2 separate regions of the Homo sapiens genome follow, and region 2 is linked to region 1. Evidence: read pairs that join two places in POLR2A ChIA-PET (ENCODE). Cell type or tissue: PC-9. All regions are shown on one strand. Each heading gives the region's core, and the rest is flanking DNA. Links, peaks and the distances in the headings are about the cores only. Region 1 overlaps ARHGAP40 (Rho GTPase activating protein 40). Region 2 overlaps PPP1R16B (protein phosphatase 1 regulatory subunit 16B).

Region 1 (5,378 bases), core at 312-5,311:
CGCGCCTGGCCTAAAATTTTTTAATAATGAGTTTCTATTTCTAAAACATCAGAGATAATTAATATTCAACATTATCTTGTCTTTTTCTTTGACAGTGTTTCTCCATTAAATTATGAATGATGATAATAATTAATCACGCTAAAGGGCCAGGCATGGTGGCGCACACCTGTAATGCCAGCACTTTGGAAGGCCAAGGTGGGAGGATCACTTGAGGCCAGAAATTCGAGACCAGCCTGGGCAACATAGCAAGACCCCATCTCTACAAAAATTTTTTTTAAATAATTGGGTGTGGGCCAGGCATGGTGGCTCATGCCTGTAATCCCAGCACTTTGGGAGGCCGAGGCAGGCAGATCACTTGAGGTCAGGAGTTTGCGACCAGCTGGGCCAACATGGTGAAACCCCATCCCTACTAAAAATACAAAAGTTAGCTGGGTGTGGTGGTACACAACTATAATCCCAGCTACTTGGGAGGCTGAGGCAGGAGAATTGCTTGAACCTGGGAGACAGAGATTGTAGTGAGCAGAGATCACGCCACTGCACTCCAGCCTGTGTGGCAGAGTGAGACTCCGTCTCAAAAAAAAAAAAAATAGTTGGATGTGGTGGTGTGTGCCCGTAATCTTAGCTACTCAGGAGGCTGGGGCAGGAGGATCACTTGAGCCGAGTTCAAGGTTACAGTGAGCTGTGATTGTGCCCCTGCACTGCAACCTGGGTGACAGAGCAAGACTCTCCTCTGAATAATAATAATAATGCTAAAGACATCACATATTGATCTTTTACCACACACTAAGCATTATGCCAAGTACTTCACATATTTGATTTAATTTCATTCTATTAAGTTAGTGATAACTGTGTTAATAAACTAAAAAGTAGTAGTAAGTATTGAGTACTCACTATGTGTCGGGCACCATGTTTCATACACTTTATTGAATTTAATCCCACCAACAGTCTTGTGAAGTAGATACTGTTATCACTTCCACTTTGCAGATGAACACACAGGTAAAATTATTTGCGTGCACTCACAGGTAAAGTCAGGATTTGAACCCCGGGGGATGTGACTCCATAGCCCATGCCGCAAGCACTAGGCTGTATTATAAGCATCAATTACTATTTCTTTCCCTTTGAGCACTCGAAAGGGGCACTGGGAAGTGGTCCAGCCACGCCCTCCAGGCAGTGCTGAGCAAGCCTGGCCCTCCCGCTTGCCTTCTCTGACCTTGGGCGGCAGGAAAGCCTGGAGCTGCCTGCAGATTCCCAAGGTGGCCTCTAGATGGCACGGTTGAGCATTCTTTATTTCTGCCGGTGGCATGGCCAAGGCTGGGGACAGAGCCGGTGAGGCAGAGGAACAAAGGACCAGAGTAGAAGCAATAATAAGAAGCCCATGGGGTGATCCCTCTTCTCCAGGTCCTCTTGTGGAAGGGCAGGCAGTGAAAACAGTTTCTGTTTCTTGGGGCTTCGCTATGTGCTTGGGACTGTACCAAGCACTCTATATCCATTAGGTCATTTGCTCCCGCTAAAATTTTATGAGGTCGTTGCCGTGGCTCATGCTTGTAATTCCAGCACTTTGGGAGGCTGAGGTGGGAGAATTGCTTGAGCCCAGGTGTCTGAGACCAGCCTGGGCAACATAGAGAAACCCTGTCTCTACAAAACATACAAAGATTAGCCAGGTGTCGAGGTGCACACCTGTAGTCCCAGCTACTCAGGAGGCTGAGGCAGGAGGATCAGTTGAGCCCAGGAGGTCGGGGCTGCAGTCAGCAGTGTTCATGCCACTGTACGCCAGCTTGGGCAACAGAGCAAGACCGTGTTTCCAAAGAAAAAAACAAACAAACGTGCAAAAACCTTCTGAGGTAGGCTCTATTTTATGATTATGGATGGAGAATCAGAGCCTCAGAATGTCACTCCGTTTGCAAGAGGTGGAGCTTGGACTTGACTTGAGGATGGACTCCTCTTGAGTGCTTGCTCTTATCCACGCTGCTCTTCCTTCTGCCTAAATGCCCTGGGGAGAAGGGGGAGCCCCAAAATACACATCAGACTCATAGCCTGACAAATTGTCTTTACTTCCCTCTCTATTAATAGAAGTTTACCGTCCCCAAAGGCAGACTTGGCGTGACGAGGATAGGAGACTTGTCCCTGCAGGATATGAGGAAGGTACCTTCTCTGGCCCTCATAGAGCTGACCGCGCTCTGTGACATCCTCGGCTTGGACCTGAAGAGGAGCAAGGCGGGGAAGTGGAAAGCGGCAGGTGAGCAGCCCCAGCCCAGGGAAAGCCCTGTGGCCACAGTCCTCATAGGGAGCTGAACACGGACTCTCCCAGCAAGAGATGCTCAGCTTTGTCTTTCTTTCTTTTTTTTTTTTTTGAGACGGAGTCTCGCTCTGTCACCAGGCTGGAGTGCAGTGATGTGATCTCGGCTCACTGCAACCTCCGCCTCCCGGGTTCAAGCAATTCTTTTGCCTCAGCCACCCGAGTAGCTGAGACTACAGGTGCGCACCACCATGCCCAGCTAATTTTTGTATTTTTAGTACAGACGGGGTTTCACCATGTTGGCCAGGATGGTCTTGGTCTCTTGACCTCGTGATCTGCCTGCCTCAGCCTCCCAAAGTGCTGGGATTACAGGTGTGAGCCACCACGCCTGGCCAGCATGCTCAGCTTCTATATTCCTTCTGTTTACATTTTTTTTTCTGCATATGTAAACAATTCCTGCTCATTGTGGGAAATTTGTGAAATAGAGTAAAATACAAAAAGGAAAAAATATAATTCAGAAAAGCACTTTTAGTGTATTATCTTCCTTTGTGTGTATATGTGTGTATCCTTTTTTCACCTAATATTATATAATTATGGTTTGGGAGCAGTGGCTCACACCTGTAATGCCAACAATTTGGGAGGCCGAGGTGGGAGGCTCACTTGAGCCTGGGAGTTTGAGACCAGCATGGGTGACATAGTGAGACCCTGTCTCTACAAAAAATAAAAAAGTAGCCAGGCGTGCTGGTGCACACCTCTAGTCCCACCTACCTGGGAGGCTGAAGTGGGAGGATCACTTGAGCCCGGGAGGTGAAGGCTGCAGTGAGCCTTGATCATGCCACTGCACTCCAGCCTGGGTGACAGAGACAGACTCTGTCTCATTCTATATATATAGAACTATGAGACCCTGTTTCATAATTCCATTATATATAATAGAATATATTATAGTTATAGATCTATATTATAGAACATTATATATAATAGAATTATGGACATTTTCCAGTTATTGTATCATTTAGTGGTTGTCATGATAATGCTACATAACAAACAACCCCCAAACTCATGACTTAAGAATTCTTTACTCTTGCTCACATGTTTATGAGTAAACTGGGCGTAGCTTGGCTGATCTAGGCTTAGCTCCAAGTTGTTGGCTGAGTGTAGGTCTGCTCACAGGTCTCTCATCCTCCTGGGACCAGCTGGCTGTCTGGAGGATGTTCTTATGGTGACAGCAGAAGCTCAGAGGGCAAACTGTACCGCATTTTAAGCCTCTGCTTGCATCTTGTAGGTTACCATGCCATTGGTCCAAACTAGTCACATGGCCTAGCAAGGGGTGAGGAAGTACGCTGTGCTTCCCTAATGGGAAGATTTGCAAATTCACATGGCAGAGGGTGTGGATACAAAGAGGGGTAATGAATTTAGAACAATAGTGACATTTACCACAACTATTAAATATTCCTTGAAAACATGATTTTTATTTATTTATTTTTTTTTTTTTTTGAGAGAAAGTCTCTCTCTCTTGCCCAGGCTGGAGTGCAGTGGCATGATCACAGCTCACTGCAGCCTCAATCTCCCCAGGCTCAGGTGACCCTCTCACCTCAGCCGCCTGAGTAGCTTGGACTGCAGGTATGTGCCATCATGCCCTGCTAATTTTTGTATTTTTTGTAGAGATGCAGTATTTTTATGTTGCCCAGACCGGTCTCGAACTCCTGGGCTCAAATGATCTTCCCACCTCAGCCTCCCAAAGTGCTGGGGTTACAGGCATGAGTCACCTTGCCTGGTGAAAACATGATTTTTAATCACTGCACTATTTTCCTCCTCGTGGATGTATTCTAATATATTTAACCATTTCCCTATTAGTGGACATTTTTGATGCCCATGTCTTTCCTATTATAAGACACAATCATTACTGCTGTATATATGCTTTTGAATGCATCTTAGCTTACTTTAGATTATACTTATGAGTTAAGTTCCTGAGATAATATTGCCCTTCAGCAGTGTATGAAAGTGTTCATTTCACTGCAGCATTGTCAACATTATGCATTGTGATTTTTTGGTTTGTTTTGGTTTGGTTTTTTGGTTTGTTTCTTTAAAGACAAGAGGATGGTGAATAAAAAAAGACCAGGGGGAGGAATCTAGCAGAGGTGGGGTAGGCCAGAGAAGGGAGAAAGAAGGAAGGTGTGGAGAAAATGTGGAAGGAGGAGTTTGCCTGAGAAGACCTCAAGCCAGGGTGGTTAAGATTGACCCAGGGAATACATTCTCTAGGACCTGGCCCATCCTGCAGAGCCAGAGCTCTATCCAGGACTGCTGTTACATTTTTATACCTGGTGCCTTCTGGAGCAGCAGCGTGCTTCCCTTTCAATACTTTTTTTTTTTTTTCTGTGAGACAGAACTTTGCTCTTGTCACCCAGGCTGGAGTGCCATGGTGCAATCTTGGCTCACTGCAACCTCTGCCTCCTGGATTCAAGCGATTCTCCTGCCTCAGCCTCCCGAGTAGCTGGGGTTACAGACACCCGCTACCACACTCAGCTAATTTTTTGTGTGTTTTTAGTAGAGACAGGGTTTCGCCATGTTGGCCAGGCTAGTCTCGACCTCCTGACCTCAGGTGATCCGCCTGTCTCAGCCTCCCAAAGTGCTGGGATTACAGGCTTGAGCCACTGCACCCGGCCCTTTCAATACTTCTTTAACCAGCTAAGATTTTCTGCTCTGAGACATATCTCCTCAGCAGTAATGTTTTAATGAAAACATTACTGCTGAGGCCTAATGTTCTGCTCAAGAGGAGCGGTTTGGGTCCAACCATTCTCTAGAGAGCTCAGTCCTTCCACAGGAAAAGGGGTCTGATTCTAGTTGCCCAGGAGATCCTGTAGGTCGGAGCCCAGTGATCATTCCAAGAAGTGAAATGTGCCTCTGCTCTTTGACTTTCTGCAGAAACTCGCCTCTTTGGTGTGCCCCTTGACAGCCTGCTAGAAGCTGACCACAAAGTCCTCCCCAGCACACAGGTCCCGCTGGTCCTTCAAGCCGTAAGTCGCCCCTACCCCAGCTTGGGTTTATTTAATCCTTCAGAGGCTGGCTCAGGGGACCATTGTCAGGAGACATCCAGCAAAGGGGTGAAAGGATGTGCTTTAGAATCAGGCAGACTTGGGTTCAA
Region 2 (5,378 bases), core at 187-5,186, 190 kb after region 1:
ATATATTTCCTGCCCAAGGCTCCAAAAGTGATGACAGCTCCAACAGTAAGGGAAGTTATGACTTTAATCAGATATCCTTACTCTGCATAGATTTCATTTATTTTCCTTCAAGGACTCCTCTTACCGTCATGCCTCCGTGGCTCATCTTTCCTGTCTGACATTTTTTTTTTTATTTTTAAGGAGAGGGGATATTAAAAATACTTAACTAATGGCATAGAGACTGACCAATCAAAACAGATGCCAGACTAATCAGAAGAGATGCTAACCACACACAACTGGAACATCAGCCCTAGTTACGAGTTCCCTAACCTCTCCGAGTCCCAGTTTTCTCCTCTCTGAAATGGGAACAATATCTACATTGCAGAGTTGGTGCAGTGATTCCCAGAAAGGTTACATGCAAAGAACTTGGCAGGTGGAAGGTATGCTGGACACAGAAGCTGCCATGATTACCTGGCATTCTTTGTTTCTAGGTTCATTTCATGTATCTAGTTTATAGGTTCTGCAATGTTAGCCTTTAGTTTCATTAAGCATGTTTTACTCTATACTGACTTCAGCAAGTATTTGTTCTATTACCAGTTGGTCTCTCTGGTTTTTTGGCCAAAATGTCCCCATCTCCCTGGTCACGAATACTGTGGATTTTCTGAAATCTTCTTGAAATTCATGAGAAAGATCTGTTAAAGATGGTTATGGTTCCTTTAGAGATTTTCCCAGTTCCTTCTTCTCCTTCTGCTTTTTATGGGTGTAGCCTTTGGAGTTAGGCAGACCTGGGTTCAAATGTCAGTTCCATCCCACACTGGCTATGCACTTAATTGGAATCTGCTCTCTGCGTTGCCCTCTGTCTTCCTCTTCTCATTCTTTTGTCCCCCAGGGTAGGACTTTTTCCTTCAAGTTCAATTCTATGCTTTTAATCGTCCTTGTTTCCTTGGAATTATTCTCTGAGCTTCAGTGAACAAACTATATGAAAAGTTTTTAAAAATTCCCATCCCAGGCTGGGCATGGCGGCCACGCCTGTAATCCCAGCACTTTGTGAGGCAAAGATGGATGGAATCACTGGAAATCAGGAGTTCAAGACCAGCCTGGCCAACATGGTGAAACCCTGTCTCTGCTACAAATACAAAAATTAGCTGGGAGGCTGAAGCAGGAGAATCACTTGAACCCAGGAGGCAGAGGTTGCAGTGAGCCAAGATCATACTAACACACTCCAGCCTGGGCAACAGAGTGGGACTCTGTATCCAAAAAAAATTCTATACCAACTACTTCCTAACTGGCTAAGAATATCCCTGGCTAAAGGGGAGGAGATAGCTTGTTAGGGATATTTGAGGTTTCTGAAATGGAGAGAGTGGTCTTATAAGGCAGCAAATTGTGTTCCCCTTCCTCTTATGCTGGTAATGGTGTGGAGCCCAAGATGCTTCAAATGGACAAGACAGTGATCCCCAGACCTGGATGAGGAAGGGTGTCAGTGGCGACAGTGCCTTGGTCCTTTTCCATTCCTGAATGGACCCTATCCAATTACCAACAGCATGCTGTCTCCCCACATTCCAGGGCCAGCCTTGGGAGGGGGAAGTAGGAACTAGAAAAAAACTGTAAAAGAGCCGCAAGTGCTTTAGAAGATCTTCCTGGTAAAATGCAAGAAGATATCAGAAAATCCATTGTATTAGTGATCAGGGAGATAAGGGGACATTTTGGTTAACAAACCAGATAGACCAATTTGTAATAGAACAAGTACTTGCTAACGTCCATATGGAGTAAAATAGGGACTGCCCTCCTCTGCTTGAGTTCCTAGAGTCTGGATCTAGTCACCTTATCAGGGTGGAGTACAGTTCTTCCTTTGCTCCCTAGGATGGGTTATTGGAAACATTCCTATGTGAACCTGAGATTTCCTTGATGCTTATCTACCATGGATGCCACAGTGAGTTGTTGCTGTTGTTTGGATGATATTCTGGGATTTGAAGGGCCTTTCCACTCATACCTGATAACTTCCTAGATCCTTGGCCTCCCAAAGTGCTGGGATTACAGGCATAAAGTACCATGCCCAGCCAAGGATTTTAATCAGTGGATACAAAGGCAACTACTGGATGATGTAGAACAGAATTGCGTACTCAGTGTGCATGCAGCCACTTCCCACCTCTTCAGCCATGGCAGGCTTTGCTAATTGATCACAACACACGTTCTCCCTGTTATCACACATGGCTTCGTAATCCCTCTCCTCACAGTGCACCAAGTAGCCACCACCAACCTAAGTGGTGGCACAAGAGAGGAAAGTTTGGTCATGAGTGTTGTGCTGGGAGAGAAAGGCAGGGATTAGAGGCCACCCCCAGCCTACCCGATGTGAAGGGCCATCCCCAATTTAATAACTGTGTAACCCAGGAGTGTGTTCGGTAGCCACAGGTGGCCTCCTTTGGAAAATGATCCCTCCAGCTGCAAAGGGAGTTTTTATCTCCCTGTGAAGGGAGGGGGTGGACCACACTCCCTCAAGCCTGGAGAAACTGTTTGTAATTTGACTCCCGTTTCCCCAAGCTTAGCTATTACATAAGCTTCTTTAGAAGACAGGCTGTTTGGTTTAGCACCGTGACTGTGACTGACTAATGCGTTTGTAGACATCATGTTAGCTTTGTGTGTGCCCCTGTCCTTGGCACCCTTGTTCCTGTCCCCTACGGCCTTCTCCACACTGCTGTACTTACCCAAAAGTGTGTGGGCTTCCCTGGGTTCAAGTTCTTGCAGGGGAAGCTCAGCATGGAAGACCAGTGTGTTCATGGGTATTCCTTTACCTGTTTGAGCTGTGGCCTCCTTTGAAGTTTTCTTGGAGCTGAGCCTGAGAGAGCGGCTTCACCCTGACAGGCAGAACCAATCCAAATCATCAATCAGCACCTGCTTAAAATGGGCCTTGCAAGTTGTGTAGCCTGGTGGTTACCAAATGCTGGGTGCAGATATGCATGATAGAGTGCTTAGTCCCAATACGATGCCAGCCCCTGCAGGCCAGGATTGGGGCTCATGGGCCTTCATGGGGCCATTCCCGTCTACCACCCACCATAGACCTCTAAAGGCCATGGAGTTCCTGGTAGTGGGGACTCCAGCATCATGCCATGGCTGGACTTTGTTGAATTATCACTGTTAGACAGTTTATCCTCATGCCAGGCTGATCCTAGTTGTTCTTTTTAAAAAATTATTCATGTATTTATTTTTTAAATGATTTATTTTTATTTTTTAGAGACAGGGTCTTGTCCTGTCACTCAGGCTGGAATGGAGTGGTGTCATCATAGCTCACTGCAGCCTCAAACCCCTGGGCTCAAGTGATCCTCCCACCTCAGCCTCCCAAGTAGCTGGGACTAGAGGCACACGCCACCACACCTGGCTAATTTTAATTTATTTTTGTAGAGACGGGGTCTTGCTATGTTGCCCAGGCTGTGGATCCCACTCTTCATATTACCATGCCTAAGCCTCACTCTGCCCTCCAGAGGCCTGGAACAAAGCCGATCCTTTTTTGTTGCCTTTTGTTAACACCTGGTCTGCTCCCAATATGGCCCAGCCAGTTCAGACAGAGGTCAGTAGGTCTGTTATTGTTCCACTGCTGGACATGATGACATGATTCTTCTCCTGGGAAAGCTCAAGATGCATGAGTTGTTTCATCACTCTTTGTTCTTGTTAAATGTGTGGTTTTTGAATCCTGCCTCCTCTACCTTCAGCCTCCCCAACACACACAAAGTCCTGCTAAATGGGGTTATAGTCAATGGGCTTCAGGGGACAGTGACAAGTCAGAGATCTGAATGAAGGAGCACAGCTGGGAGAATTGGAGTTACGGAGTTGACCTGTGGGGATCTGAGTTTCACGACTGATTTAAAACCAGGAGATCTGTCTATGATGGCAATGCCCAAAGTCTAGAAGGTTCATCCTAGCAGGAGTAGGACAGTCAGTCCACAAAAATCCCATGGGAATGAGATTAGGGGAGACAACATTGATTTCTAATTCAGGTATTTGGAGCACCAAGGGCCCCAGAAGTCTCTTTGCTCATGAGTTAAAGCATCTTTATGCTGGAAAAAAAAAATGACGCTATTATTCAAAGAAGTGTGTTGTGGGAGGGCGGGGGTGTACATCCTTTAGGAGAGAAAGTAGGTCCCGAGTGAGATCCCAGGAGTAGGAAAGCCAGCACTGTTTGTTTTGTTTTCTTCTTTCCCTCATGCTCAATGGTACAGGAAACACAAGGAGAAAAGGACCCATCGCCTTCCTCCAGGCTGCTGCCAATATTGTGTAGAGAAGAATAGCTGAAGAACATGAAAACAAATCTTCACATTTCCTTTTAACAGTGTGAACTTTGAAACACTTTCTGACTCATATTTTAAAATCTCTTAAATTTGAATTCACCTTCCTTCATGTTGTTTTTCTCGAGGCACTAGGCTTGAGTCCAAAAATGTGTCAACCGACTGCTCCCCCAGAATTAAGCAGTCACAAAGCCTGGGCCCGCTTCTCCCAGCTGAGTGGGCAGGGAAACCTGGCTTTGACCTTCCTACCCTTCCTCAAAGCTGGGCCTCACCTCAGGCCTGAAGAGCCAAGAAATAACCATTGTAAGGGGAAGAGGAGGTATTTGGTAATATGCCTCAGCAAGAGGCCATTCATTTTGCTACAAGCAGCAGTTGCCTCTGGGGTCCCTATTTCTGCACCCCTAAAAACATCATTGCTGTCTCTTAAGGTGCTTTTGGCCACAGGTGGCAACATCCAATTCAACTGGCTCAAATAATAAAGGGGCTTTTGTTGGCTTGGATAACTGAAGTCCTGAGACCCCTTACTTAAAGGACCCTGTTTCCCTCTGGTGACCGCCAAGCATTGGTTTCATCCAAAAGCCAGCTTCCTGCAGGGATGGTGGCAACAAGGCTTCCAGGAGCAACTGTGTGTTGTGCTTCCAGTTCACAGATTGTGAGAAGAGAGAGCTTCTGATTGGGCCAACTCAGGACACGTGCCTAGCCTCAACCACTCACTGTGCTGGGCTCAGGCCGCTGCTGACAGGCTCTGGCCCATCAGGACCCAGCACTGAGTAATAATGTGGGAATACACAGATCACCACCAAACCAGTGCCTCTGTAGTTTTCCCAGAGGTATATTTATTCCCCCAAATAACACTCTTGTAATAGTCTTCTTTCTTTTTTGAAGGTGGAGAGTGTGAGGAGTTCTGTAGTACATCCTGCCTACTCCCCTGCCATATTTTGGGCGATGCTATTATTCAAAGAAGTGTGTTGTGGGAAGGCGGGGGTGTACCCTGCCATACTTTCTTGCCTTTCCCTTAAAGGGTCAGCCCTCTGGAGCTGAGTCTCTGCTTCCCCAGATATGCACTGACTCTGTCTCTCCCTTTGGGGTCAACAAGAGGAATGGAGTTCGGACTTTGTCAGA

The links. ChIA-PET counts read pairs that join two places held together with the same protein. Peaks named below come from ENCODE experiments on the same cell type or tissue, not always from the same donor. Only the 100,000 strongest peaks of a DNase experiment are listed, where the experiment ranks them.
Region 2: POLR2A ChIA-PET joins it to region 1 with 10 read pairs; 2 of 35 experiments call an interaction of 5 or more read pairs at or near these places.

Annotation. Positions count from the first base shown.
Region 1 is chr20:38,632,550-38,637,927 of GRCh38, forward strand. It overlaps ARHGAP40 (Rho GTPase activating protein 40), which reads left to right. Exons shown (of 15, transcript NM_001164431.3): 6 at 2,071-2,236; 7 at 5,159-5,250. Among named protein-coding and RNA genes, the nearest start is that of ARHGAP40, 33 kb to the left of the region's middle. In PC-9, for the core only: CTCF peaks have their summits at 1,267 (motif pointing right) and 1,472; a DNase peak (open chromatin) is centred at 3,362.
Region 2 is chr20:38,823,761-38,829,138 of GRCh38, forward strand. All of the region lies in intron 1 of PPP1R16B (protein phosphatase 1 regulatory subunit 16B), which reads left to right. Among named protein-coding and RNA genes, the nearest start is that of PPP1R16B, 21 kb to the left of the region's middle. In PC-9, for the core only: no CTCF peak of the experiment used is centred there; DNase peaks (open chromatin) are centred at 2,521 and 4,331; H3K27ac peaks cover 1,598 bases.